Linked DNA regions of Homo sapiens: region 2 is linked to region 1. Evidence: chromatin loops called from intact Hi-C (ENCODE). Cell type or tissue: spleen. All regions are shown on one strand. Links, peaks and the distances in the headings refer to the core of each region. The heading gives the core; the rest is flanking DNA.

Evidence for each region. Hi-C counts contacts between places; a loop is a spot of excess contacts. Peaks named below come from ENCODE experiments on the same cell type or tissue, not always from the same donor. Only the 100,000 strongest peaks of a DNase experiment are listed, where the experiment ranks them.
Region 2: it touches region 1 in a loop (2.4-fold over the local background); 6 of 110 quality-filtered maps call a loop at or near these places.

What each region holds. Positions count from the first base shown.
Region 1 is chr10:26,835,718-26,851,652 of GRCh38, reverse strand. The region is part of intron 1 of ABI1 (abl interactor 1); the gene reads left to right. Among named protein-coding and RNA genes, the nearest start is that of ABI1, 17 kb to the left of the region's middle. In spleen, for the core only: no CTCF peak of the experiment used is centred there; no DNase peak of the experiment used is centred there; H3K27ac peaks cover 357 bases.
Region 2 is chr10:26,746,837-26,762,771 of GRCh38, reverse strand. It overlaps ABI1 (abl interactor 1), which reads left to right. Exons shown (of 11, transcript NM_001012750.3): 8 at 3,534-3,710; 9 at 7,031-7,117; 10 at 10,989-11,174; 11 at 14,027-15,935. The coding sequence ends at 14,202. Among named protein-coding and RNA genes, the nearest start is that of PDSS1, 57 kb to the right of the region's middle. RefSeq lists enhancers at 6,965-7,024, 7,115-7,234. In spleen, for the core only: no CTCF peak of the experiment used is centred there; no DNase peak of the experiment used is centred there; H3K4me3 peaks cover 637 bases; H3K27ac peaks cover 247 bases.

The DNA of each region.
Region 1 (15,935 bases), core at 3,490-11,489:
TCCTGATAAGTTTATACCTCCTCTCTTTACTGAATTTGTGCTTTCACAATTGAAACATTTCAGATCTCTGTCGTACTTGAAAACTCTTTTGACTTCATATACTCATCTAGTAACTGACCTATCTCTCCTTTATGGATTAACTAGTTTTATTACACTATTGTCAGCTAGCTGCAGTGGCTCAAGTCTGTAATCCCAGTTACTTGGGAGGTTGAGGTGGGAGGATTGCTTGAGCCCAGGAGTTTGAGATCAGCTTGGGTAACAAAGCAAGACCCTGTCTCAAAAAAAAAAAAAAAAAAAAAAAAAATTAGCTTAGTCTGTAGTCCCAGCTACTTGGCAGACTGAGGTGGGAGGATCACTTGAGCCCAGGAGTTTGAGGCTGCAGTGAGCTATGGTTGCGCCACTGCACTCCAGCCTGGGCAACAGTGAAACCCTGTCTTTTAAAATAAAAACAAAAAACCAAGCATTTTCCTCCATCTCCCACTTTTCATTCACTCTTTAACCTGTTCTATTTCCACTGCTCTCTGAATGCTAATAACCTCCATGTTGCAAAATTCTTTCCCATTTTAGTTCTCATGTGCTTTTTTTCTCTGCATCATTTTGCATGGTTGGTTTTTCCTACTTTTTTTGAGAAGTTAATCCTTTGGCTTCTCTGATAGACCTTTCTTTCATGCTTTTCCTATTACTCTCTGGCCCATTATTCTCTGTTACTATTAAGTATTAAAGTGGCTTCATTTGGGCTCTTTTCTACACATCTCACCTCAAGCTGTTTTATTTATTCCCATCTAAATCTCTAGATTAGATCTTTCTTCTGTTGAGGTTTAGATTCATATATCTAATAACCTACTTGACCCCTCCGCTTGTTTGAATCACAGGTGCCTCAGACATAAGATGCTAGCAACTGAACTCAACACCTTCCTCTAAACCTATCACTACCAACCACCCACTCACTGAAAACCTGGGCATCATTCTTTTCTTTTCTTTTTTTTTTTTTTTTTGAGACGGAGTCTCACTCTGTTGCCCAGGCTGGAGTGCAATAGCGCGGTCTTGGCTCACTGCAACCTCTGCCTCCCAGGTTCAGGCAATTCTCCTGCCTTAGCCTCTTGAGTAGTTGGGACTACAGGCATGTGCCACCACACCTGGCTAATTTTTGTATTTTTAGTAAGGACAGGGTTTCACCGTGTTGGCCAGGCTGGTCTTGAACTGCTGACCTCGTGATCTGCCTGCCTTGGCCTCCCAAAGTGCTGGGATTACAGGCGTGAGCCACCACACCTGGCCGAGAACGTTTTTTAGGCGGGTTCTATCTGTTAGCATTTACTGTACTAAAACTAAAACTGAGCAGTTTAAAACATTCATTTAAAGGGATATCTAATGTGTTTATTATTAACATAAATAATGTTTTATGAAAAATGTAACCTTAGTTTTCCAAAACAAAAATGTTTAGGGCAAGAGTAACATTATTTTACATTATTGCATCTCAGTGAAAAATAAATGGCAACAAAATTCTTATATCTGCTTCTGCAGTTAATCTGTTCATTTTGTTTTGGTTGAAGTATATGAAGGAAATCTGTCCTCACACAGTTGTGTAGTGGAAAAAGGGGGACTATTGTAATAGGCTGTGCACATAATTGTGGATGATTTTCTTTGATACAACAACAAAACTTGGTAGATGGTAGTTTCTTAAAGGTTAGTTACAGTGTGGACTCTGAAACTATATCAATAAATATTTTATACTCCATTACTTTAAAATACATTGCATAGGCCATTTGGAAAATATTTTTCACTGAGTTATGCAGACCTTCTGAATGTTGACACATTTCATTATACAATGTGAAAAAATTGCAATCACTAATATTAACACAGATCTCACTAGAAGAATTTTCAAGTATTGCAAAGCTTGCAAGTTCACATTGATGGATTCAAGTTTTCCAAGATCCCAGTTTTTGCTTGAAAGCTTGAATTTTATTATTGGCAACAAATATTACCAGTTATTTTCCTTGAAGTATTAGGCTTACTTTATTCATTTTTAGGAAAATGTCTGCCAAATGCTCAAGTCTAAATAATCTTAGTTTACCTATCAGTTGTTTTTGAAGTAATAATGGTGTTCCATGAACAATTGGCTTATTCAGCTTGCAAATAAACTGCACAAGTGCTTTTTCCTAACAGGAGCCATCATACTTAGTATGTAGCAGAAGTACTGTATGTGTACTTCCATTTTGTCGTATACAATATTAAAAGACATTTTCTCAAGGGTCAAGATTTAATAGAATTAATAAATTTTCCTGCTTCATCAAGAACATTTTAAAGTGAAACCGGCTTTTTTAAACCTTTTTCTTTTTTTTTCTGTGGATGGTTGGCAGTAAAGAACACAATGAGTACTAGTATCGTCTGTGACATTGCCTTGATTACCTCTAAGAGGCTATTGTAATTTTATTTACCTTTGTTTTTGTACCTTCAATTCAAATGTCAACTCAGGAAAGAAAGCAAATAACATTAGTAGTATTATAAAAATAATTTAGACCTCGTGGACCCCCTGTAAAGGTCTTAGGAATCCTCAGGGGTCTGCAGAACACACTAGACAACATTTGGGATAGATGATTGGTTCAGTAGACTTAATACCTTCCTTTTGTGCTAATGGGAGTCTGAATTTTAAATATCATTGTATACTACTATGTATATTGAGCATCCCTGACTAATGTAGTTGCCATTAAAATAAAAAATGTAAAGTTTCTTATGGAGAAAGTCTTGGCCGGGCGTGGTGGCTCATGCCTGTAATCCCAGCACTTTGGGAGGCCAAGGTGAGTGGGTCACCTGAGGTCAGGAGTTCGAGACCAGCCTGGCCAACATGGTGAAATCCCGTCTCTACTAAAAATACAAAAATTAGCTGGGCGTGGTGGCACATGCCTGTAATCCCAGCTACTTGGGAGACTGAGGCAGGAGAATCACTGGAACCTGGGAGGCAGAGGTTGCAGTGAGCTGAGATGGTACCATTGCACTCCAGCCTGGGTGATAGAGCGAGACTCTGTCTCAAAAAAAAAAAAAAAAAAAAAGCCTCTTCTTATATTGCATACTGTGCTAATTATTTTGGTTCTTAATATTTGGGTCTTACTGCTCTGTACAATTCACCTTTCACTAGTACTGATTTTGAAACTGATTTGCTGCTAAAAGTTTCATAAATCTGTTATCTTCAAATTTCATACCAAAAATTTAGTAATTTGTTGATATGAATTTATTTGATTCATAGGCGGTTTTAAAATTAAATGATTTTTAGGAAGTAGTGAGAAATAATATTTTTAATTTTAAAATGATATAACAATCATTCATTTCTAATTTGAGTATGTTCCAAATTAGATGTGAAGAAATCTCTTGTTATTATCCATGGCATGTATCACTTTGGTACTAATATATTTACATCTTCTTCTTCTTCTTCTTCTTTTTTTTTTTTTTTTTTTTTTGAGACAGGGTCTCGCTCTGTTGCCCAGGTTCTGGAGTGCAGTGGCACGATTACTGTTCACTACAGCCTTGAAATCCTGGGCTCAGGTCATCCTCCCACCTCAGCCTCCCAAATAGCTGGAATTACAGGTGTGCCACCGTGCCCAGCTAATTTTTTGGGTATTTTTTATAGAGACAGGGTTTTGGCATGTGGTCCAGTCTGGTCTTGAACTCCTGAGCTCAAGCAATCCTCCTGACTCGGCCTCCCAACGTAGCAATCCTCCTGACTCGGCCTCCCAACATGTGAGCCTCCCAGGTGTGAGCCACCAGGTCTGGCCCAACATCTTAAAAAATAAGAATAACCCAACTGAAGTGGGAGAAAAGGACAAAAAACAGAGGGTACACTTTTTGTTTTAGTTGTTTCTCTGGCATTTTCCCCCTTTTATTATATACATTTTATGTTTTCCATGAAAAAAGGCTTTGCATTTATCTTTTCCTCTGTTAAATAATATCTCTTTTAAAAGGTTTGAGAAGCCTATTTTTTTTCAGTTCCATCTTCCCTTAAAATTAATAATAATCAAATTTTGCTTGTTTTTTTTAAAGACAGGGTCTCTCTCTGTTGCTCAGGCTGTAGTACAGTGGTGCGATCTCAGCTCACTGCAGCCTCAACCTCCTGGGCTCAAGCAATCCTCCCACCTCACCTCCCAAGTAGCTGGGACTACAGGTGTGCACCATCACGCTTGGCTAATTTTTGTTATTTTTTTGTTAAGGACAGGGTTTCACCATGTTTTCCAGGCTGGTCTTGAACTCCTGGGGTCAGGGGATCTGCCTACCTTGACCTCCCAAAGAGTTAAGATTACCGGCGTGAGCCACCATGCCTGGTCCTCAGAGTTTGCTTTGAATAGTGGGAAGACAAACTGGTGATAACTCTTATTCTTTTAGAATAATCAGATAATACCATAAAGATCCCAAAGAAAACTGGCAAAATTGTATAGGCTCCCAAGTTGGAACCACAGGAGTTCCAAAAGGAATGCACAGTAAAATGAAATATATTTATAATTATATGTATTGTGCTTCTTAGTATGACAGAGTATATTAGTTTGTCACATACTCAGTTATTCTGCGACTTTTTACACGTATTATGTGTCAGACTGTTTTGTCAATCAGATACAGTTTCTACCCTCAAGTGATTTTATAGTTGGCCTCCTCCATTAATCAAATAACTCAAACTATAATAAATTACATCTAGGGAAGGTACATGTGACATGAAAGTATACATCAGGTGCTGCCACCTAGCTTGGTGTGTCATAGAAGTAATGTTGGAGTTGAGATCTGAAGGGTGAATATATGTTAACCGAGAACATTTGGGGGAAGGGAAAACAGTGTCTCTGTGGAGGGGAGAGCAGCATGTGTACAGGCTCAAAGGTAAGAGTGAAGGCAGAGTGATTTTGAACAAGTTACACACTTGTGTACTTCAGAGTAAACAGAGTCATCTGTGAAGAGGTAGGTAGGTACCAGATAAGGATTTTGATCTTTTTTTTTGTCTGAGGCTGATGAGAAGGCATTGAAAGTTTTAAGCAAGGCTGGGCGCAGTGGCTCCTGCCTGTAATCCCAGCACTTTGGGAGGCCAAGGTGGGCCCATCGCTTGAGGTCAGGAATTTGAGACCAGTCTGGCCAACATGGTGAAACCCCGTCTCTACTAAAAATACAAACATTAGCCAGACATGGTGGTGCTTGCCTGTAGTCCCAGCCACTCAGGAGGCTGAGGCAGGAGAATCACTTGAACCTGGGAGGCGGAGGTTGCAGCGAGCTGAGAGCACGCCACTGCACTCCAGCCTGGGCAACAGAGTGAGACTCTGCCTCAAGAAAAAAAAAAAAAAAGAAAAGAGAAAGAAAGTTTTCAGCAATGGGATGATATAATTTTTACTTTTTATGAAGTTTACTCTTGTTTAGAGTGGAGAACAGATTGGAAGGAGGATTGACTACAGATTGGAAGGAGTTCAGAACAGATTGGAGGGTGGCTAGTCTAGAGGTGATGGTAGCAATTGGTGATGGTTTTTCTAAAATCTTTTTTTTTTTTTTGAGACGGAGTCTCACTCTGTCGCCCAGACTGGAGTGCAGTGGTGTGATCTCAGCTCACTGCAACCTCTACCTCCCAGGTTCAAGCAAGTCTCTCTGCCTCAGCCTCAGTAGCTGGGATTACAGGTACCCACCACCGTGCCTGGCTACTTTTTGTATTTTTTTGTAGAGACGGGGTTTCACCATGTTGGCCAGGCTGGTATTGAACTCCTGACCTCAGGTGCTCTGCCTGCCTCGGCCTCCCAAAGTGCTGGGATTACAGGCATGAGCCACTGTGCTTGTCCATTTTTTCTAAAATCTTCAGTGCCTGAACTCATCATGGTAGACTGTGACTATTATTTTTCTTTTCTAAAAAGAGGAGTATTTGAGGCTATTGGGATTTGTTGAACTGAAATAGAGAAAGATTCATTCAACAAATAGTTAATTGCCTACTCTATGGAAGACTGTCTGTTAGGTATTATGATGTGGTGGTATGATGTCTATATTATTATTATTATTTTTGAGACAGAGTTTCGCTCTTGTTGTCCAGGATGGAGTGCAATGGCACGATCTTGGTTCACTGCAACCTCCACCTCCCGGGTTCAAGTGATTTTCCTGTCTCAGCCTCCCAAGTAGCTGGGATTACAGGCACATGCCACCATACCCAGCTAGTATTTGTAGCTTTAGTAGAGATGGGGTTTCATCATATTGGTCAGGCTGGTCTCGAACTCCTGACCTCAGGTGATCCGCCCGCCTCAGCCTCCCAAAGTGCTGCGATTATAGGTGTGAGCCATCATGCCCTGCTTTGTGTCTATATTATTTATAAGCTATGTAGAAATCACTGAAAAGCCTTAAATCTAAGAAAAAGAAAATTGGTCTATAGTATGTATAGTTAAATGAGGAAATGTTCTGTATGGAAGAAAAATAATTGTTATTTTTGAAAGGGTTTTGATTTTAGTTTGGGCAGTCAGAAGTTTGCTTATGGAAAGAGAATATGTCAAGCAGCTTTTTTTTTTTTTAAAGCATTTAGGTAATATGTTCCTATAAAAGGGTCAATACAGTTGTATTAAAAGTCAAACCTAAAATGTCTCTTCTTCTTCTCCCCATACTGCTATTATCCTCTCCCCTCAAACTGTATGCTTGTTTTCTGCCTTTCCAGTTTTTGTACAAAGGATGTGCTTTGGGAAGATTCATCTTACATTGGTACGGGATGGATTGGAGAAGGGAGAGACTGGATGGACAGTGACCAGTTAGAGGACTGTCACATTTGTCTCACTGTAAAGAGTATTTCATGAATTGAGATAGCTGTAGTAAGATTGAAAAGGAAGATAAGAATCAGCAAGCCTTGGTGAAGGAGATATGGGTGGCTGCGGGAAAAGGAGAACCCAAAGAAGGCTTATTTAACCGGTATCTATTTTCCCCTAGCATAAAGCTAATGCGCCTACAGAAGGTAATTTGCAGTCACAGAAGTGAATCTATAGACCCCCTCTTTTTCAGCTGTTAGTACACAGTTGGTTTCTGACACTTTCCAGCTTTTACTCCTCCACAATTGAATTGATTGGCAGAGCAGTGGGTTGGAGAATAGGAATAAAGCTTGACTGCTAGCTGGCTGCGTGGGCAGAACAGGGAAGGGAAGAGGGAAGAGGAGAGGAAAGGGATTCCAGTTTCTCTGGCTATATACTGTTGTGGCATGAGGTGCATGTCTTTTGATGTTAATTTTGATGTTCTATCATAACCTTCTGCATTACAGATTGTTGGTATTTTTATATGTGTAGTCTTTATAAATTTCAAATACATATGACGTGGGTTGAAAATGATCTCTTTTTGAAAGGAACTTTTAGAGAGAATTCTAAGGAACAGTAGTGTTTGGGGGTTCTCAGGCAAAGTTTCTCCTAAAGAATGAGTTTAGCCGAGTCATTAATTTAAAGAGTTGAGGGGAAGGGGGATTGGGAGGCAAGGGATATATATAGGTAGTAGGAACAGAAAGATAGCAAGGCATGTTTGGGAGAGCTGTGAGTAGTGTCAAGTGCCAGGGAAGGTGGAGGAGATGAAGTCTTAGTCAAAAACATACTTGAACTGCTGTCACTAAACTGTAGAAGATCGGATCAGTGTTTCCCAGATTTGAAAATAGAAACCGTGTTTTAAATTTAACACTGGTAAGATGAAATTGTGCTTTTGCTATGTCCTGACATATTCTGTTCATTTGTCTAGACACGTTTGGCATAATCAACAGAAACCACTGGATGAGTGGTTAAATATAAGATAAATGAGTTATAGGTCTGAATCAATCACTTTTGTATGAGCTAATTGTCATAACTTGGGGACTGCTTGTATGAGTGGCTTTATTGTTAGTGTTTATTAATGTCTTGTGGTATATAGAGCTATTTTTTTTTTCAACTCAATTGGGTATTTCTTCCACCCATCCTACCTCTCCTACCTTGCCCCACTACCACAAAGAAGAAGAAGAAAGGCAGCATGGTACTATCTCTATGAAAATCCTGCCACTCTCATTTTTGCTTTTTGGGTGAGGAGGTACGGTGCTGCAAGGTGGGAAGAATGTGTGATATATTAATATTTACATCACTGAGGAGAATTGCAATACATTCCTTTTATAGTCACATGGAAGTTTTAGGAAAAGCTTTGCTTCTACATATATATATATATATATATATATATATATTTTTTTTTTTTTTTTTTTTTTTTTTTTTTTTTGAGACGGAGTCTTGCTATGTCATAAAGGCTGGAGTGTGGTGGCATGATCTCAGCTCACTACAACCTCCGCCTCCAAGGTTCAAGCGATTCTCCTGCCTCAGCCTCCCAAGTATCTGGGACTACAGGTGCATGCCACCACACCCCGGCTAATTTTGTATTTTTTAGTGGAGACAGGGTTTCACTGTGTTGGCCAGGCTGGTCTTGAACTCCTGACCTCAGGTGATCTGCCCACCTCATCCTTCCAGAGTGCTGGGATTACAGGTGTAAGCCACCATGCTGGACCCCACCAAGATATTTTGACCTATGGATACTATAAATCATATAATCTTTTTTCCTTTATCTTTGTGGATTCATGCAAAAGCCAGAGCCAAACTTGTGGCTCTAATTTATTATTTATTTATTTACTTTTTAAGATGGAGTCTTGCTCTGTCGCCCAGGCTGGAGTGCAGTGGCTAGATCTTGGTTCACTGCAGCCTCCTCCTCCCGGGTTCAAGCAGTTCTCCTGCCTCAGCTTCCCGAGTAGCTGGGACTATAGGTGCACACCACCATGCCCGGCTAATTTTTATATTTTTAGTAGAGGTGAGGTTTCACCATGTTGGCCAGGATGGTTTGATCTCCTGACCTTGTGATCCACCCTCCTCGGCCTCCTAAAGTGCTGGGATTACAGGCGTGAGCCACTGCGCCTAGCCTCTTGTGGCTCTAATTTATTATGTAGTACTCTGTGGTCTGTATATTAATGTCTTGCCTTTATCTTTTATATTATATGGTAAAACCCTGATTTTTGTATTTTGAATTTTCTTGTTTAATTGTACACATTTTTGTACTGGTATATCAATAGCTAATGGCCTCTCCCCAGACCAATGAAATTGGCATCTTTTTAGGGGGAGAGGGTTAGATTGGGTCTCAGGCTCTGGAATTTTTTAAAAAGCTCACCAGATAGTGCTGGTGTCCAGCTAGAATTTTCTTTTTGGATTCCACACTAAAAGCTTAGGCCATAAAAGCAAAAATAAATAAATGGAATGACGTCAAACTGAAAAGCTTCTTCAAAACAAAGGAAACAATCAACAAAATGTAACAACCTATGGTCTGGGAAAACATATTTGCAAACCATTTATCTGATAAGGGATTAATATCTAAAATTCATGAAGAACTCATATAATTCAATAATAGAAAAATAATCTGATTAGAAAATGGGCAAAAGACTTGAACAGATGTTTTTTCAAAGAAGACATAAGGATGGCTGACAGGTATATGAAAAGGTACTCAACAGCATTAGCCATGCAGAAATGCAGATCAAAACCACTGTGGGCGTCACCTCACACCCCTTAGGGTGGCTGTCATAAAAAAGTGAAGTGATAACAAATGTTGGCGAGGGTGTGGAGAAAATGGACCCCTTGTACACTGTTGGTGGGAGTGTGGATTGGTACAGCCATGATGGAAAATAGTATGGAGGTTGCTAAAGAAATGAAAAATAGAAGTACTATATGACCCAGCAATTCCTTATCGGGCATATACCTAAAGGAAGTGAGATCACCTTATAAAGATATCTGCACTCCCATGTTCATTGCAGTGTTATTTACATTAGCCAAGCTGTGGAAACAACCTGAATGTCCACTGATAGATGAATGGATAAAGAACATGTGATATGCATATATAATGGAATATTATTCAGCCTTAAAATGCAGATACTGCCATTTGCCACAACATGGATGACCTGGAGGCAGTATGCTGAGTGAAATAAGCCAGACACAGGAAGACAAATATTGCATGATCTCATATGTGGAATCTTAAAAAAAATAAAAAAAAAGAGTCAAATATACAGAGTGAATAAAAGAGTGGGTTACCAGGAGCAAGTGGGTGGGGAATGGGAAATGTAGGTGAGGGGTAAGAAAATAGCAAGTATGTAGGATGAAAGAGCCTAGAGATCTAATGTGTAACATGTAGCTAATAAGAGGACTGTAGCTAATAAAATTGTACTATATTTGGAATTCCTGCTAAATGAATAGATTTTTAGCTGTCCTTGCCACAAAAACAAACCAAAAAAAAAAAAAAAAGGTAACTATGTGGGTTGATATATATGTTAATTTGCTTCACTGCAGTAACCATTTTGCTTTCTATATGAATCCCATAACATCATGTTGTATGCTTTAAATATATACAATAAAATTTATTTAAAAAATGAAATAAAATATATGGTTGATATAAAAAGAATAAAAGCTCACCAGGTAGTGCTGATGTCCACCTAGAGTTGAGAATCACTTTTCTAGAGCAAGAGTGGGCAGGTGTTTCCTGTAAAGGGCCAGATAGTAAATATTTTAGGCTTTGCATGCCATATGGTCTGACACAATTACTCAACTCTGCTATTGTAGTAAGAAAACCATAGATGATATGTAAGGAATGGATGTGGCTATGTTTTAGTAAAATGTTATTTGCAAAAATGGGGAGAAGTATTTGGCCTGAGCAGGGACATAGTTTCTTGATCTTTGTTATACAGCCTGAATTTTAATTACTATGCTAGAATCTAATGGTAGTGGTTGATGATGGACCAAAACTGTATTGGTGTGGCCCATATACTGAGGTGAATGCCTTTTTAAAAATGCTTTTGTATCCTGTTAATTGGTGTTTAGATTTCTAAGTGATTAAATTACCTATTTGCCTGGGATCTGATGTGATAATTTATTAATAAATTATTATTTTTTGTCTCTTGTTTCTGTGTGAACAGAATATCCCTTTGTTCACATCTCAGATTTTTTGGAATAGCAGTAGCATAGAAAATTCAATTGATTACAGTAGAGATTAATTGATACTTACAGTTTTGTAAGTTTTATACTCTTCCAGAATAGATTAAGAAATTAGGATACACGTAATTTGTCAGGTAGTGTCATACTGGTCCTGATTTTTGATTTGGAAAATGTGATTAATGAATCACTAGGCTGGAGATAGCTAAGACTATTCTGTGAAACTGTGTTGTAAGCTGGTTTAAGTGAGTGTCTTAGTCTGTTTGTGTTGCTACAAAGGAATACTTCAGGCTGGGTAATTTATTTGACTTGTGGTTCTGCAGACCGTATAAGAAGCATGGTGCCAACATCTGCTTCTGATGAGTGCTTCAAGTTGCTTCTACTTGTAGCTGAAGGGAAGGGAGCTGACATTTGCAGAGATCACTTGGCAAGAAGCAAGGTGGGGAGGTGCTAGACCCTTTTAAACAACCAGCCCTTTGGAAGTAGTAGAGCAAGAATTTACCTGAGGACCCCAAGCCATTCATGAGGGATCCTCCCCCATAACCCAGACACCTCCCATTAGGATCCACCTCCAGCATTGGGGATCATATTTCAACATGAGGTTTGAGGGGACAAACATCTAAACTACAGCAGTGAGGAAATACAATCGATGGAAGGACAAGGTACTTTTGCTAGTATTCATAGAATCTTGAATTTGTTTTTTTTGTTTTTGTTTTTGTTTTTTTTGATACAGGATCTCTCTATGTCACCCCGGCTGGAGTGCAGTCGTGTGATCATAGCTCACTGTGGTCCCAAAGTCCTGGGTTCCAGCAGTTCCCTTGCCTTAGCCTTCCAAGTTGTTGGGACTACAGGCACGTGCTACCATTTTTGCCATCTTTACCATCTTTAAAGTGCAAACTTTAAAGATTTATTTATTTTTATTTTTTCTGTAGAGACATGGTTTTGCTGTGTTGCTGTGTCTGCTCTCAAACTCCTGGCCTCAGGTAATCCTCCTACCTTGACCTCCCAACGCATTGGGATTACAGGTGTGAGCCACCAAGCCTGGCATGTTTTTTTTTTTTTTTAAACAGAAGTACTTCTTTTTCTCAAGTCAGTTAAGGGTGGTGCTGATTGTGACAGTGTTAACTACCACCCTACCTAGTAGTTTGTTAAAAGATGCATTATACTGCTTAAGTAATTTCCTAGTAAAGTTACCTTTTTTTCCCCTTATTTTTGTTTTTGAGACAGGGTCCTGCTCTGTCGCCCAGGCTGGAGTGCAGTGGCATGATCTCGGCTCACTGCAGCCTCAACCTCCTGGGCTCAAGCAGTCCTCCCACCTCAGCCTCCCCAGTAGCTAGGACTATAGGCTCATGCCACCATGCCTGGCTAATTTTTATATTTTTGTAGAGATGAGGTTTTGCCATGTTCTCCAGGCTAGTCTCGAACTCCTTAGCTCAAGCAATCCACTTTCCTCAGCTTCCCAAAGTGCTGGGATTACAGGTGTCAGCCACCATACCTGGCTAGTTAAATTTATTTGGGCATGAATTAAAGATGTGGTTTTGTCACTTCAGTGAAGGATAACCTAGAAACGTGTTAAATGTTTAATTTTTGTTTCTTCCATTTATAGAACCCTATGTGTAGAACATCAATTGTTTCATAGATCAAAAACATGCTCAGTTATCCTGAGAACATTTACTTTCTCAGTCTCCGCTCTTTACCCTCCCAGTGAATTAAAATTCATGCGGTATGCAGAGTAGTTAATGATGACTTGGAGTGGTTCATCATAGAGGCCACATTAGAATTATACTTTGTTCATTTTTAGAATTATAAATGGAGGCAGTGTGGCATAGTGGCAGACCGTGGTCTTTGGGAGACGTAGCGGTTCTATTCTTCCTAGCAGTGTTATCTTGGGCAAGTTATTTAACCACTACAAATTTCTTTTTCCTCATTGTTTGCTAGGCTAAGTGGGATATTTCACTTAAAGATGTCTTTCTTGTTTATGTGTCACAGAATACATATTGCAACAGAATCCTTGTCTCCTTTTTTGTGGCCTCTGATTTCCACAATCTAGTTTATAAAACTGCAGCTGAAGTGATGTTTCTAAAGCCTGAAACTAGTCATATTTTTTCTTCCTAAAAATTCTTTAGTGTTTCCCCACTAGACTTACAATGAAATCCACATTCCCTAAAATGCTCTCAAGGGCCTATAGTATTTCTGGAGCCTTGTGGTATATTCCCCCATTGGGTCTACTGTCGTAGGCTTACTCACCTTTAAACAGATACTGTTCATTTCATTCTGCTTGGAACCCTGTCCTCTGCTCCTTCCTCTTCCCTTTCCCTAAACTGATTCTGATGTTTAGAACATTAGGTAAAATGAAGTTCCCATACCTCAGGTGCATGTGAAAGATTAAGAGTTGGCCGGGTGCGGTGGCTCATGCCTGTAATCCCAGCACTTCGGGAGGCTGAGGTGGGTGGATCACGAGGTCAGGAGTTCCAGACCAGCTTGGCCAAGATGGTGAAACCCTGTCTCTACTAAAAATACAAAAATTAGCTGGGTGTGGTGGCGGTCACCTGTAATCCTAGCTACTCAGGAGGCTGAGGCATTAGAATCGCTTGAACGCAGGAGATGGAGGTTGCAGTGAGCTGAGATTGTGCTACTGTACTCTAGCCTGGGTGACAGAGCAAGACTCTCTCTCAAAAAAAAAAAAAGTAATAAGATTAAGAGTTGTGTAAAGATCAGTATCAGTGAGCTTTCATTAGTGCCTTCATCTGTGAAACCAAGATACCTGCTTAGGTTACTATGTGAAAATGCTTTGAAAACTAAGCTGGGTGTGGTGGCTCATGCCTCTAATCTCAGCACTTTGGGAGGCCAAGGCAGGTGGATCACTTGAGGCCTGGAATTTGAGACCAGCCTGGGCAACATGAGGAAACCCTGTCTCTACTAAAGATACAAAAATTAGCTGGGTGTGGTGGCACCCACCTGTAATCCCAGCTACTGAAGAGGCCGAGGCATGTGAATTGCTTGAAACTGGGAGGCAGAATTGCAGTAAGCTGAGATGGATTGCACCACTGCACTCTAGCCTGGGCAGCAGAGTGAGACTCTGTTTCAAAAACAAAAACACCAGAAAAAGAAAATTAAATACTAATTATATGTAACTGTTAACAGTATTGCCGTCAAGTATTTGTAAGAAGACATCATTTCCTAATGTTTGAAGTTAAAGATTATTCTAATTGTGAATAGAATTGTGTCCCCCTGCCATCCTTATGTTGAAGCCTCAAACCCGTCTCCCCCACCATGTGACTGTGTTGGAGCTAGGGCCTTTAAGGAGGTGAATATGGTTAAATGAGGTCATAAGGCTGGAGCCCTGATCCCATAGAGCTAGGGTACTTATAAAAGAGGAAATGACAACAGAGATTGGTCTCTCTCTGCCATGTGAGGACACAGCGAGAAGGTGGCTGTCTGCAAGCCAAGAAGAAATCCCTTGCTAGAACCAGAACCTACTGGAACCTTGATTGTGGACTTCCTGGCCTTCAGAACTGTGAGAAAATACATTTCTCTTGTTGAAGCCATGCAGTCTGTGGTATTTTGTTAATGGCAGCCCAAGCCGACTGTATATTTAATACAGTTTAAAATATAATTGCCTTGTGGGAAAGGCAAACTAGAGTGATTTCTCAGGTAACATTTTAATGAGTAACATAACCAGCTATAAATTACTGGACTAGTTTAGAAAACAGCCTCAGTAATTTGAGAATTACTTTAGTAGATCTTTTGTCTGTGTAACTAGGGGGTATTATTATAAATTGTTACTTTCTGGTTCAGCCAAGACCCTTTTTATGAAAGTACTTTCTCCTCCCATATAAAAGTTAAATCATTTAGGGTGTATTTGGCTATAAGTAATACAACTCAGTTAACTTAAACAGTAAGGAGCATTTATTATTTCATGTAACAAATTCCAAGGTAGGAATTTAGGGTTAGAGTTAGGGTTAATTCTTCAGCTCAGTATCATCAAGGATTCACATTCTTTACATTTTCACCCTCAGTTTTGGTGGGGTGGTAGGGAGGTACTATTAGCCTTATTCTTAGTTTCCTGGTATCTGCAAGATGGTTGCAACAGAAATGTTACGCGGCTATTGTGGATCATTTGGAAAATGTCACAAGAGGGAAAGGATGAAAACATAAATCACTCATAATCCAACTATTTACATGCCTATCTTCTCATTGTCTGGCATATTAGTTTGTACAGGTACTAATTATATCAGACAAAATTAGGTCACACTGTTTACACAAATACATGTTGTCGGTTTCCACTAAGATACTATCAAGAGGTCAGGCGTAGTGGCTCACGTCTGTAATCCCAGCACTTTGGGAGGCTGAGGCAGGTGGATTGCCTGAGGTCAGGAGTTCGAGACCAGGCTGGCTAACATGGTGAAACCCTGTCTCTACTAAAAATACAAAAAATAGCCAGGTGTGGTGGCGCACGCCTGTAGTCCCAGCTACTCGGGAGGCTGAGGCAGGAGAATCGCTTGAACCTGGGAGGTGGAGGTTGCATTGAGCTGAGATTGCGCCACTACACTGCAGCCTGGGTGACAGAGCAAGACTGTGTCTCAAAAAAACAAAAAACAAACAACAAAAAAAGATACTATCAAGAGAATTATCCATGTCATTAAAATTCTCAGTAAAAATAGGCTGGGCACAGTGGCTCATGCTTGTAATCCTAGCAGTTTAGGAGGCTGAGGCAGGAGGATTCTTTGAGTTCAGGAGTTCGAGACCAGCCTGGGCAACATGGTGAGACCCCAACTTTACAAAAAATGCAAAAAAAGTTAGCCAGACATGGTGGCATGCGCCTGTAGTGCCAGCTACTTGGGAGGATCCCTTGAGCCCAGGATTTCAAGGCTGCAGTGAGCCATAATTGAGCCACTGCACTCTAGCCTGGACCCAGTCTCAAAAAAAAAAAAAAAATATTAGTAAAAATATTTTTTTCCCTTCAAGTAATGGTTGTTGAAAAAGTTGGATACAGAA
Region 2 (15,935 bases), core at 4,550-12,549, 90 kb after region 1:
GATTACCAAGATCCTTTCATGAAGTTTTTGAGGTCAGAGCTCTATTCATTATTTGTCCTTTTCATTCTCATTCTGTTATAACTATACGGTAGAATTTTCTAGAAGCTGCATGAAGTATGATAAAGTCATTGCTTTGACTCCTAATGAAATGTGTACTTGTGTATTCATATGTTTTAAAGATATATCAGTTTCAGTATCTAATATGGTAATTATCTACAGCTATAACCCATGTCAACAAAAGGCTTTTGGGGTTGTCTAAGAGTGGACCCTAAGACCAAAAAGTGTGAAAACTGCTGTCCTAGAACAGTGGTTTTCAGAGTGTCATCCCCAGACAATCAGTATCTGAGAATTAGTTAGAAATACAGATTCTCAGGTCCCTTCTAGACCTGCTTCAATCGGGAAACTCTTGAGGATGGGAGTTTCTGCTGTTATAATACAGCAGTCTATATTATAACAAGCTGTAAGGCTGGGCACAGTGGCTCACGCCTCTAATCCTAGCACTTTGGGAGGCTGAGGCAGGCGGATTGCTTGATCCAGGAGTTCAAGACCAGCCTGGGCAACATAGCAAGACCTCATCTCTGCAAAAAATACAAAAAATTTAGCCGGGCATGGTGATGCATGCCTGTAGCCCCAGCTACTTGGGAGGCTGAGGTGGGAGGATGGCTTGAGCCTGGGAGGTGGAGGTTGCAGAGAGCTGAGATTGTGCCACTGCGCTCTAGCCTGGGTGACAGAGTGAGACCCCATCTTAAACAAAACACAAGGCTTCAAGAAGAAATACTGATCAATGATGAAGTTTGAGAACCACTGTCCTAGAGATTCAGGAATTATATTTAGGAATGTTCGTAGCAGTAGTATTGATAGCACAAATCTCAAACCAAAATGTCTAATAGTAGTAGAATGGATAAATAAATTATGATATATTTACATACAAATAAAATAGCAAAAATGAATGACATTGATATGCATAGCCACATGGATGAATTTTTGAAAATATTATCAAGGAAAAAGAGCAATTCAACAATATGTACAGATTGATTCCATTACAAAAGTTTATAAATTTGTAAAAACTGTGTGTATTGTTTAAGGTTATATATGTGTATGTGTGTGTGTATATATATATATATATATATATATATATATATATATATATATATGACAAAAACTATTTACAGAAGAAAGAGAATGTTTAACATACACCTTGTGGGGGTTGGAATCCAGGAGAGGAGCACACAGGAAGCCTCAGTGATCTTGTTAATATTCGATTTCTTGAGCTGTATATTATTTAAATTTTTTTATACACACATGTATGTGTATAATTCACATGTATAACATATAATTATGCATATAAGTCACACACTCTTTGGCATTATTTATTTTATGATAAAATGTTAAATTCTAAAATAGGCTCAGAATTGCTAAATGATTGGCTTTTGTTCTTGAATCACCAATAAAAATAACTCGATTTCTGTACACTTTTTTATACAAGCCGGAGAAATGTAAAATCCTTTTACAGAGATTTCTATTAAAAATGGTTGGCTGGGAGTGGTGACTCACACCTGTAATCCAGCATTTTGGGAGGCCAAGGTGGGAGGATTGCTTGAGCCCAGGACAAGACCACCCTGGGCAACATAGTGAGACTCTGTCTCTACAAAACATAAAAAATTAGATGGGTTTGGTGGCACTCTCCTATATCCCCAGCTACTCAGGAGGCTCTGGTAGGAGGATTGCTTGAGTCCAGGAGGTTGAGGCTTCAGTGAGCTGTGATCCCACCACTGCACTCCAGCCTGGGCGACAGTCAGACTCTTTACCCAAAATAAAAAAATAAATTAAAAAAAAAACAGTTAAAGGCTTACTCTTTTTTTTTTTTTTTTTTTTTTTTTTTTGAGATGGAGTCTTTCTCCGTCACTCAGGCTGGAATGCAGTGGTGCTGTCTTGGCTCACGCAACCTCCATCTCCCGGGTTCAAGTGATTCTCCTGTCTCAACCTCCCGAGTAGCTGGGATTACAGGCATATGCCTCCATGCCCAGCTAATTGTTGTATTTTTAGTAGACACGGGTTTTCGCCATGATGGCCAGGCTGGTCTCAAACTCCTGACCTCAGGTGATCCGCCTGCCTCGGCCTCCCAAAGTGCTGGGATTACAGGCATGAGCCACTGCACCTGGCCCTTAAAGGCTTATTTCTTGGCTCTCTGGAAAAACCTAGCTGTCCAAAATTACTTATTCACGAAGGCTTTTGAATAGACAATTATTTTTAAACTGTTTCTATTTAGAAAATGAGCATGTGGATGATTCAAATAATTGGTGACTGCCTATGACTTGGGAGTTCCAAAATGTTAGATCAGCACTTCTCTTAATGAACAACCTCTGCTGTATGGTTTTATCTGATACCTTGTGTGACCTCTAAGAAGGATTAGACAACTGAATGAAGATAAACTAGGACGCTGGCTTTTTACTTACTCTGTCATTGTTTGTTGTTTAGATGGGGCAAGGAAAATAATAATAATCCCAAAGTTAACTTTGGAAAGTATAGTTAACTTTAGAGGCTTTGAACTCTATTAACATTTTAAATATGAAACTTTTGAAATGTTGGGAAAGATGACACTTAATACAATGTTAAGTATTAATATTTTCATCAGTTTCGATATTAACTGATGAAAATATATGAGCATGCTAATTTTTTTTTTTTTTTTAAAAGCAGATTCTTTGGATGTACTATGAAAAAGAAGCCCTCCAGGCATGGAGAAAGAGAATAGATTTGCTAAACAAAACTACCTTAAAATGCCATATTTTATAGAGTCAAAAAATTTTCTGCTTCTGTCAGTTATAAAAATTTAATAGGGAAAATGTATGTTAATCTTAAAACTTTGGAGATCTACAACAAATCTGACATTACATGAAAGTGCTTTGAAACGAGAAATGGCACATTTCTTAAAAATGATTTTACTTAATATGTATTGATACTAATAACTGCTAATTCAATAAAAACTCAAAAATATTAGTAAATAAAAATTTATTGTTTAACTTGGATTTGGCTAGATAGAGACTTATCATTATAAGACTCTATCTAGCCAAATCAAAATTCTGAAAGTTTTGTCAGTGGAAAGGAAGAAATTTGTAACTCAGACATGAATCTACTTATATCTAAAGACTGATGCTTCCTACCTCACACCATCTTTTGGTACTTATTTTATTGGAAAGACAATTTACATATAAAAGCTATGTATTTGAAAATGCACAAAAAATTTATATATCATATTAGCAAAGTACCATTTGGGATTATGGTTTTTAAAAGCTTGAGAATATTACTTATTTACTTTTGCAGCTTTCCATGCAGCTGTTTTTTTTTCTCTCTGTTTTTGACTTTGGAGATAAAGTTACTGATTTTTATCTTTACTTTTCTCTTTATTTTGTGCCTTGGTCTTGAAAAAGTAATAAATATTTCTTACTGAGGCCCCCTCCTGCTTTGTTCTGCCATCTAAGGTGATTACAATGCTCAAGTCTCTTTGTTGGTTGCCTTTGACTAATGCTTTTCAGCAGCCCCGGGCTCAGCTCCTGGTTCCCAGTATGGCACAATGACCAGGCAGATATCTCGACACAACTCTACTACTTCTTCGACATCTTCTGGTGGATACAGACGAACTCCCTCTGTGACTGCTCAATTTTCTGCTCAGCCTCATGTTAATGGAGGTCCACTTTATTCTCAAAATTCAAGTAAGCTTGTGCTTTGCAGGCATACAGCAACAGTGGAGCTCCTTTTGAAGGAAATTATTTGAAACTGTTATTCTTGCCAGTGATAGACAACAATTGAAAACCATGATGTTTCATGTTTATTTTTGTTTTAGGATATTAGTCCTTGAATCATACCATTTTAAGAGTAATTGTTTACCACTTTCTCTTCCAAAATTTAGACTTACCAAGTATACTTAACTAAATTTATCGAGACGTGTCTATATTGAGTATACCAAAATTTAACTTTAATATGCGATTTTATTACATAAGTAGAACTAGAGAACAAAAACATTGCAGAAATAAACTGAATTTATTGGCATGTTTGAGACAGCGTAGTAATGGTAAAATTAAAGACACAAACATTGTCAAAGTTTTCCTTCAAATTAATATAATGAAATTGCTGGCTATCACTTTTAAGGTCATTAACGTGTTCAGAAATGAGTTCAAAACCGATTAAAACTGTTTGTGATGCCTGCTTAATTACTCTGTCTTTGAATAATTCTAATGGTGGGAATTTCTTTTGATTTCTTTCTGTTTACCTCAAATTGCACATCTCAACACTAATTGCAGTCAGTGTTTAAAAGCTGGTAAGAAAAGAAAATAGTTTTAGCATATAATGTTAGGAAGTTAGAATAGTGTAGGGTAGTCATTAATATCACTTTCCATATTAAGATGTTCAATGCAAAAAGGAAAAAAAACAAAATTAGAAATGAACCTGTTGTCCACTGTTTGCTTTTAGCTTAAAAAGTTGTGCCCACTGGGCATAGAATGAGACAAGCTTTCCTACATGGCTTTTGTGGCTCTTTCTAGAGCCACATGTTATTTTTGTTTATATAAAAACACTTAATACTCAGTGAATTCTCCATATTTACATAGGAGGTTGCTTTAAGTTCTTTTTATTTATAATGAATGACCTGTATATGTATTTTAAAGCAGAGCTAGGGGAAAGTTTTTTTTTTTTTTTTTTTTTTTTTTGAGACAGAGTTTCACTCTTGTCGCCCAGGCTGGAGTGCAGTGGCGCGATCTCGGTCCACTGCAACCTCACCCTCCCAGGATCAAGCGATTCTCCTGCCTCAGCCACCTGAGTAGCTGGGATTACAGGCGCCTGCCACTACACCTAGCCAATTTTTGTATTTTTAGAAGGGACAGCATTTCACCATGTTGGCCAGGCTGGTCTCGAACTCCTGATCTCAGGTGATCCACCCACCTCAGCCTCCCAAAGTGGTGGGATTACAGGCGTGAGCCACTGAAAGTTCTCATTAGTTTTTTGTTTAAATTTTAAACATAAATTATGTTATAGCAAAAATTCCTAAGAATTGAAAACCACTTTATCAGAAATATCAAAATTCACAAATAATCCCAAAATTTATATAGCTTTTTTTCCAGACTAAAATATTAAAGCTACTGAGAAGTGTTAAACTTCACTAAATAGGATTTTACCTAACATTTGGTATCAAAAGGTAGCCAGTGTCTGTCTAAATATTCCAGATTATCTAATAATTCACTTCACTTGTTTCATCAACTTTATTTTTTTCATATTCTGAATTTTTAGATCCCATCTTTTTGTGTATTATTTTTCTTTTCCCCACTTAGACATTTAATTTACTCTGCAAATAGGATTTTTGTGACTTTTTTATATAATACATAGTTTTATAGTTTTATTTTAGCAATGCTTGTGTGGATTATTTTCAAACCGTATACTTTAATTAATGACCACATTCTTTTGAATATTGGAAAGCAAATTTGGCCTCAGATTTTAAATAAATTATTATGTTTTGTCAAATTAATTATCCTTCAATCTGAGTTACTGTTGGTGTTGTAGTAGTAGTAGTAGTAGTACGTGAATGTTTTTAGTGTTTTGATGTGCACATTTTCCCTTCTGTCTAAATGTAGTAATGATTAGTATCTTCACAGCATAGCTTTTCTTTTTCATTACATACTAACCAGCATGGCTAGTTACTAAGAGTTGTTTCTAAACACTTTTTTAGGTTTGTGAGAGTTTTTTGTTTTTTAAGTCAAAACCTCTAACCTTTTATTTAGGAGCCTTCTATAGAGTATTAGAATGAAATAGGATTGCTTTCATAGTGAATTGAATGTTATCTTTAGCTATACAATGAATATTAATGCACATAATTGCTTTGTTACTTCTTTGAACACTGAACTTCTTTCAAATTTTTATGCTTACCAACAGAATTTGCATGTTGGATTAATTGAAACAACCTTTTGATTAATCCTTGGTAACCAATAAATTGTTTTTCTCTATCAATTTAGTGTTACTACTTGGTGACTACCGATAGACTAAATTTTGCTATCTAGTCCTACTGACTTTTTCTAAGCAATCTTTGGCAATTACTGTCTTGTTAAAGTGAGACAAAGTCACAAACATATGAATGTTTACTTCTAGTGTATGTTATAATTTTTAATACATGAGTATTTGGTATTAATTTCCTGTCAATTATGTCATCTCCACAAATGCATATGAATGTGTTTCAAGCTATCCAATGAGTTGTTAAAAATTACTTTAATGCAAAGAACTACGTATTTTAACTTATTGGAGATCAGGTTTCCTTTTTCAGAACAGTGATGAAAAGGTCACTTTTGAGATATCCCATGAAACTCTGACTGATTAACATGATATATTCCCTTGTAAATTTAGGACTGATATTTTTAAACATAAAATTGCCAACTTAAAAAAATAACAACCTTGTTTTACAAACAAGAGTTTTTCCTGGAGAGCTGTGTGTGAATTTAGATATATAATAAGAACTGTCTTTAAAGGAAACCTGTGATTAATATTTTTATTGATATATGAAATAAATAGCTATTATATATTTGTTTTATTTATTTGGGTCCTAATTTACAACATTACCTTAAAGCTAGACAAACCTGTTATAGCTATGGCAAAGACACAATATTCTGGAAACCTATGTAGGTATTTCATTGTTACCTATTTTAGAAGTCTTTCCTTAGAATTTGAAAATTTTATTTTACTAAAGTGAATGTGATGGTAAATTTAAATCCTCCCCAAACAATGTAACATTAGGATTGAATTAAGTATATTTGTTCTTTTATAAAATTAATTAATTGGCTAAGCACAACTTGGCCTTTAGGTTTGCTTGTGGGAAATGTACTCCAAGGTTCTGCAGGTTTTTGTTTTGTTTTTTGTTTTGTTTTGTTTCATTTGCAAACTGTTCTTTGCATACTTATGTTTGTGGTCCTTGTAACTGACTTCTGCTTTTTGTTTGTTTCCTTTTCTTTCCTTTATCTGTTTTACTTCCCCCATACTGTGTTGTTGCTACCAGTTTCTATTGCTCCACCCCCTCCCCCTATGCCTCAGTTGACTCCACAGATACCTCTCACAGGCTTCGTGGCCAGGGTGCAGGAAAACAGTAAGTTTGGAAAAACTGAGCTATGGAAGAGTAGAGGCTGTCTCCTTATAGCATGCATGGCTGACGATGAGTCATCGTTTTCCTTACTTTTATTGAGAAGCTAATCTTGAAAATAGGTGCAGACATGTTACTGAAACTGAAGAGCACGGTCTTCAGTTTTTTCTCTTTGTGTGCATGGTTACTGACCCATATAAATTTCAAAGCTGCAATTTTCTTATGTCTTTACATGATCCTAAAACAGGAGATCTGATCTTTACATATTCTTAAGGAAAGAATAATCAAACACAAAAATTCAAATTATATGGAAACTTTTAGCTTCTAACAGTTACTAGAATTAGAAGACATTTTTAATTCTAATAAATTTATCAAGAGATAGGTAGATATACTGTAAGATTAAATTTAATATGAAATTGGGGCAGATTTTCCCCCCTTAATTTCAAAATTTTAGGGAAAGCTTTGTAGCCTCAGATTTTTGTACATACATGATATTGAACCTACGTAAAGGTTCATTGTTAGGATAAGATTGAATGACCAGGAATAAGTAAATTACATTCATGCTATCCATTTCAGTGTGAGTGATAAGCAATTTAGCATCCTTTTCACATTTTGGCTACATCCAGGCCCACGAAGATTGTTCCTGAATATGAAAATCAGTTAACTTTTTTAGATCTTCTCTCGAATGAAGTTCAGGGATTTTTTTTTGTGGGGGGGGAGAAGTTATTTTGGATATATGGCTTTAATCAGGATAGACTAGTTTATATTACTGCCTGATTACTTTTGAAATTCCAGAAGATGTGTAATCCTAACTGCATGATCACAGTGAATCTTATATAAAGTGAAAAATACCACTATTACTGAATTATAATATGCTAGAAAAGCTGTTGATGGTAATGTGGTCTATTTTTAATTTACTTCATTTGGACCATCACCATGAAAATAAATCTCAGGATGGTTTGAACAAATGAATAACCCACTTGCCCAGCCTATCCTCCAAGAAAATATATTGTGGCAAATTCCATTCTTCAGCTTTTGCTGACCCTGTTGTGTTATTCTCCCCATTCCCTCCCTCCTGCCAGTCAAATATTTGTGTACCCGATGTTACGTGCCAGACTCCGGGAAGAATACCAGCAGTTTAAGACAAAAGCCCCTTCCTTCAGGAAATGTGTGATCCAATTGGCTTGTTATAAAATGTTGTTTTGTAATGTTGAAATTTCTGAGTGTAAGCCATCCTTACTGTTAATATGTGTTTGAAAACCCTAATGTGTGCAAACATTTAAAAAGATATGAATAATCAGCCTGGGCAACATGGCAAGACTGTCTGTACAAAAAAATAAAAAATTAGCCAGGTGTAGTGGCATGTGCCTGTAGTTCCAGCTACCAGGTAGGCTGAGGCTGGGGCATCATTTGAGTCCAGGACGTCAAGGCTGCAGTGAGCCATGATCACACTACTGCACTCCAGCCTAGACGTGCAAAAATAAATAGAGTGCAAAAATAAATAAATGCATGGATGGATGGATAGATAGATGTGAATCTTATTTTTAAAAATAAATGAGTAAGGGTAAACTGCTGGTCATTAATGCTGCAGAGTTTAAAAACAAGGCCAGTGTAAACTTTTGAACTGCCATATCAGTAAGAATTATTAGGAAATAATTTAAAATAGCCATAATGAACATCAGTTTTGTGGGTCCAAAGTGACTGACTAGCTATTTGGTAAATCTTTTCTTTATATAGAAATCCAGTATTAGTGTACATTATTCTAGGCATGTGTGGTCTTTGCTAAAGAGGCTCTTGGTACTATATTAGTTCTTTTTACCAAACATATGAACTTGGGTCAGTCAGTGATTCTCCTTGTGCCACAGATTCCCTAACTTTATTTGGTTTCTGTTTTCTTTGAAAGTGTGTTAGGAGGATTGGTGTTAAAATATGTATCAGTACTTTAAACGTTTTATGAAGTACAAATTTTATGTGTTCTCTTAAATACCCAGTTTCTTATGACACTCAAAGTGGGTGATAATGAATGCATGTAGCAGCCTATTAATAAGTATTTCAGTTTAAGATATGAGCCTCTAAAAAAGTCAGCAGTGTGTTTACATCTCTTTATGATTATGCAGAGAATTAGATTAACCAAGACTTCCTTCGCCATAATTTGAAGATAAGACATGTAGATTTACAGCAGTTGGACATAAAGACAATTTCGTGAAAACATTAAACTAATGTGATAAATCAAGAGTAAATGCAAGGTACCAACATACATAATTTACACATTAAGCCAAATTAAGGATATGAACTATGGCTGTTTGATGTCAGGAGGGGTCTGTACCCATTTTCCTCTCCTCAATAATATTAAAAAGTTTTATAGAGGAAGTTATGGGCAAAGATAAAATGGATCTAGGAATGAGGCAGAAAAATTAATTGTAGACCCGTTTGATAGGTGTTATAGTGAGCATTACCATATAGGGTTTGTTTTCTAATAGCCCTTTCATCCCTCGAGAGGATAAAATAGAAATCACAGCATTGAAGTGGTTATGGAAATAGGGTCATTATCTGCAAATATTTTAAACCTGGAGCCCTTGGTTGTATATTCAGCACATTATTCCAAGGAGGGTAGACTAAACGTTTAAACCTATATGACAGATAGATTATGGCTGATTTCTTTGATCACGTAAATAGCCCCAGAAATTGGCATTTGATTTAGTATGTTTGTATTATGAACTTCTCCCCTGCAGGAATTATGTAATTCCTGTATCAATTTGTATGAAAACATTTTCATATGTCTTTTGAACTTTTAAAGAAATTTATTGATCAGAAATTTAAGTTAAGCATTAATTGGGTTCCAGCTTTGAATTCTTTAAATTTTAGGAGCATTTTTACCTGATATTATACTAGTTCATTGAACAGAGCTCTAGCCTGACATTTTCCCATTTCCCTGTTTACACCTTTGACTGTGTAAAGCACACACATATATACTGACCACGACCATCTAGAGTTTGAGGTATGAGTCATTTTTATTGTTTTGTTTACTGTAAGTTCCTTTTTGTTTGTTTTTTTTAATTACATCTTCAACACTTTATGTTTAAATCTTAATTGTTGATGTATTCTTAGAAAATCGAATCTTTAGGATCTAGGCTTTCCCTCATCCCGTGCTTATGTTTTACTAGCAATAATGCAAAATTTTAGCTTGCTTTCTACATTAAAAAACTAATTATGAATATAAACCTTTTTAAAAATACTCAATTAGATTTTCTACTGGTTGGGGATTCTTTTTCCATTTTTTCAACTTGTAAAATGTAAATAACAGAGTAGAAAATCTGCACACAGAAGCAGACCTAATACTACCAACTTTACTTTTCTCTTCATCAAAACAAACAATAATCAACAAAGAAACAAAAATCTGTCCACAGGAGACTGAATTTTTAGGGAACCAAAGCTGTTTCAAGCCAAAATCAGGGGCATGAATGAGCAGAGTGAAGAGTGATCAAACCATTAACGTAATGTTACTCATATCATTACTGCAGTCCAAATGACAAAAGTGACATAGATTTATTTTAGATTGTTAACATTTGTCCCGATCTGAACCTTGGAATAAGGAAACTACTCCTATAATCCTTATAAAAAGAGACATTGTCTCCTAACACCCTGCATTCATTAATTTGTAGTACTTCCAGATACCCTTATTTTTAGCTCATTTTGTTATTTTTAAATGATTCTTGAGTAGCATAAACTTTAACACACCAAGCTTTTATTTCTAATCATTGCATGTTTTATTATAGTGCATGCTGTACTTAAGTTAGAGCTTTCTTAAATTCTGTTAACTTATAAGTTTCCATCTAGACTTATTTTTGATTCAAATCAATCATATGAATCTTTTTAGTTGCTGATAGTCCAACTCCACCGCCACCACCTCCACCAGATGACATTCCCATGTTTGATGACTCTCCACCTCCCCCACCACCACCACCAGTGGATTATGAAGATGAGGAGGCTGCAGTAGTTCAGTATAATGATCCATATGCAGATGGGGATCCTGCTTGGGCCCCCAAGAATTATATTGAGAAAGGTAAGGTACAGTCATTGAGTTGATGTGAAGGAAAATAACCTAATTGTAGAAATTTAGAACTATAAAGAACATCTAATCCAATGTTTCTCAGCCTTTTAAACTGCCTTACCAACCAAGATGATTTACTTAAACCTTACTTCCTAAGTTTTGTATTATTCCCAGTGTACAGGGGGATTCTTTCTTTGTATTTTAAATAAAAGTTGCAGTGTTAGATTTGCTTTCAAACTACATATGCGTTCAGCTGAAGATTAACTTGCTGGACGGCATTTTATAGATGAAACAGCTAAGGCACAAAAATGGAGTTATATGTAATTAGTAAAGATTTTAAAAGTTCTGTCAAGCTCTATTGATTACCTTTCATATCTAAATATGGACGGTCCCTGATTTATGATGGTTCACTTTAGGATCTTTTCAACTTTATGATGGTACAAAAATGATATGCATTCAGTATGCTTCTCAACTTATGATGGAGCTTTGTCTGGATAAACCTGTTATAAGTAAAAAAAATACAAGTTGAAAATGTACTTTCAATTTACAATATTTTCCACTAAACAGTGGGTTTATTGGGACATAACCCCATTGTATGTAAGTGGAGGAGCATCGGTCTTTAAAAATATATTAGTACTATCATGAGAAAAGCCTCAATTAAGGTTTCAATTAGGTGATTTTATAAAACACAAGAGAAATTATCAGGATTGTATTTCATGAAATTATGAACTACTCTAAAGTCTAATTTACCTATAGTACCCGATATTCACTATAATTATCTATTAAGAAATATAGGTGGGGAAGAAACAAATCCTGTTTCTAGTTTTTATTTTTTCATCCAGTTCTGTGCTATTTTAAAATCTGTATTTCTTTTTGCAGAAGTGGGAATCAATTAAAAATAAAATCTGTATTTCTATAGAGTTCTGAAAAATGCTTGTGATTTAGTTGAACACTTTTGGTTGCCTTTGAAATATATTTCCTTCTATTGACTTTACTGGGTTAACGGACTTTAAGCTAGTAGATGTAGCTCTTGAGACCAGCAGCATTCTTTCCTGCCCAAGTTTTGGATATGTGGCAAAAGTAAATTTGTTTTCCTTTTATATTTTTTTATTTTTTGAGATGGAGTCTTGCTCTGTCTCCCAGGCTGGAGTGCAGTGGTGCAATCTCGGCTCACTGCAACTTCCGCCTCCCAGGTTCCAGCAATTCTCCTGCCTCAGCCTCTTAAGTAGCTGGGATTACAGGTGCCCGCCACCACGCCCAGCTAACTTTTGTATTTTTAGTAGAGATGGGGTTTTGCCATGTTGGCCAGGCTGGTCTTGAACTCCTGACCTCAAGTGATCCGCCCATCTCAGCCTCCCTGTGCTGGGATTACCGGCATGAGCCGAGCGTGGCCTTATATTTTTAAACAGTAAGTAATTTACATATTGTTAAGAAAGTCTTGAATATTCTACTTGAGATTCCCATATACCTTCAAATAGAGAGCTGTTGTTACTTACGAGGATGATAAACTTGAGTGACCTTGAATTGTGTTTTTACCCATATTTTCTTACTTGGTGAAGCCAATTAACTGTGAAAATGGGACCATATTTATATAAGTTGACAAATTTGGAATGATATATTGGGTAATATATTTGATAGTAGAGGAGGATTAAAAAGTATATTCCCAAGAACTAGGGGTGAGCACACTTTGTTTGGTATAAAGCCAGATAGTAAATATTTTAAACTTTGCTGGCTATACAGTCTCTGTCACAACTACTCAGTCCTGCTATTGTAGCGTAAAAGCAGACATAGACAATACATGAGTAAGTAGATGTGGCCATATTGCAATAAACCTTTATTTACAAAAATTGCGTGGTTTGGATTTGTCCATGGGCCATTTTATACATTTTGGATTACTTTCTCTTTCCATAGCAGTTTGCAAAGGAAGTGAATATAGGCTAAGCATCCCTATCTGAAAGTCCCAAATTCAAAATGCTCCAAAATCCAAAATGAGTTCCAACATGATGCCGCAAGTGGAAAATTCCACACCTGACCTCACGTGATGGGTCACAATCAAAATGCAGGCACATGACACAGTTTATTCAGTGTTCCCAAGGGAAAAATAAAATTACCTTCAGACTATGTGTATAAGGTGTATGTGAAACAAAAATGAGTTTTGTGTTTAGACTTGGGTCCCATCTCCAAGATGTCTCATTACGCATATGTAAAATTCCAAAATCTGAAAATCCCAAATCCAAAGCAGTTCTGATCCCAGGCATTTCAGATAAGGGTTACTCAACCTGTATCTTGAACTGAAAAAATTACAGACACCACAGAATTGCAAAGTTCTCTAAGTATTAATTAAAATCCTTTAAAGTAAGTAAATATTCTTTAAAAAAAAATCTGGGGACAGTCCCTTAAATTAGCATGGGTCCTTGAATGAGTAGGATGTGATTTACCTTCCAGTAACTGTGTTTTTTCAAATTAGATAGCTTGGATTGTTACCTGGTTTACTGAATGGCTATGCAGCTTTCTTTGCCTGATAATTATTTTGAAAAGCCGGTGCTTTGCATATGATAGGCACTTGGTATTTGAATGAATTGAAACATCTAATAAATTCTAAAATTCAGAGAGCTTTCTTAAAGTGATTGACAGAACCTATTGATGTATTCAGTCTAATCAGATTGTCATTTGGCTCTAAGATTAAGCCAATGATTTAAGTACATGGTTGGCCACTGACCTACTTATATTGATAGATACAAAAATTAAGAAATCTTCATAAAAATAGTTTTGCTGTGCTATATATTTAATTGTCTTTGTCTTAAAATTCAAGTAAATTTTGGATATAGTGCACTCATGTGATATTTCAACTGTTTTTTCCATAGTTGTTGCAATATATGATTATACAAAAGACAAGGATGATGAGCTGTCATTTATGGAGGGTGCAATCATTTATGTTATAAAGAAGAATGATGATGGCTGGTATGAAGGAGTCTGCAATCGAGTGACTGGTCTGTTCCCTGGGAACTATGTTGAATCAATCATGCACTATACTGATTAATTTTTTTTTTTCTTTTGAAGTAGATTCTTATTACTCAGTCATACTGTGGGACTATTATGGTTAACAGAACTGTCTTAATATGTTTTAAAATGTGCCCATATTTTCAGAACATGCTGTTTTATTGGTAAATTGAATGTCTACCTGTAAGCATAAATCTTTGAGGCAGTTTATGTATTGCTGAATAGCAATTTATACAAGAAGCTGTCCATAACTGATTATGCTTATGTACTTACTTACACATTTTTAACTTTATGACCAGCCTAAATATTCTGGGGGAAGTGGGGTATAATATTTAACGAATCATGATTCAGATTGTACCATTACATGTTTCAGTGCAGCATGGTTACTAACGCTATGTCAGACTAATATTAAAATCAGAAAATTTAAATGCTGGTGCTGGTCAGACTTTTTTTGTTAGATTCTCTCATTTAAAAAAAATACTGTTTGTTTAAAGCATGCATAAAAATTTATGTATTGAAATATACTTAAAAATTCAAGATGCTTCCCATTTGTGTAATATTTACCTGGAGGACTCGTACTTAGGTGTCTTAACGTGAATTGAGTCTCCAAGGTCTCCATGTGAAACAAGCAAAAAGAGAATTATCTGTAATGTTGTAATTTGTACCTAAGTTTTTTAATGAGTGAAATTTGCATTATAAACTTTTTCCATTCATAAATACATAAGTGAACCAAAGGTTTTTGTCCTTTCCTTCACTGATTTGCTTTAAAAAAAATAAAAGATAATGATTTATTGCAGAATTATGATTCTATTTTCTCAATATGTTAACTTGGAAAAAAATTTTAGCCTTATCTTAATCTGTCCCAACAGCAATGTGACGGATTTTTGCAGATTCAAAATCTGCAATGGTTATTTACAAGTCAATCTACTGAATTCCTTTTTTAAATAATCTTTTGAAACTAAGAAAATGTGTCAAATTGTGTGCATTCATTCTGTAGGTAAAATTCTTAAGGATTGCCATGTCAGTCCTTCAGTTGTACAGTGAACTGTTGTACACTGGTTCAATGAAAGGAAGTTAAAAGTACCTTTTACATATTGTAAAAGTGGATACAGTTGATTTGTGAGTAGGCACTCTTTAATCCATTACCTGGCACTAGCAACATTAGAATTTTAAAATAAAATAATTGGGAAAGAAGGTGGGTCATGTATTAATCAGTGAACAGAGATTTACCTAACCAACAGACTTGGATTGTCTTTTGACATAATCAAAATGCAACACATGCACTTTGTGTGTCTCCTCTTAATTGAAGGGAGGGCTGAGGGATGTTTTCTCTTCTTGTCTTGTGTATAATTCTCTATTGCTTAGGATATTAAAGTAGAGCACTCAAGTGTGGGTTTCTGTGTTATTGAGGATTTGTTTGGAATTCAAATTACAGTTATGTACTGGATGCTACAGACTTATAACAGCATAGTGAATGGTAAGACTAGTGCAAAACAGTTATTTCTGAAAATTAAAGACCATTATTGCTACCAAATCAATGTGACTATTTCATATGCATTTTGCCTTTGTTAATTTTAAACAAACAAAGTATCATTAGTGATCAGCTAGCTACCTTCTACTTTCCATTTTTCAAGTGGATTGTTCTCTTAATTTGTATATAACCTGTTGTCTAAATTTTATGTACAGTCTTTTATAATAAACCATTCTCCTATATGAAATTTTGGATACTGTTAAAATATAACTCATGTGGACTTCAATGCAGACTTCACATTT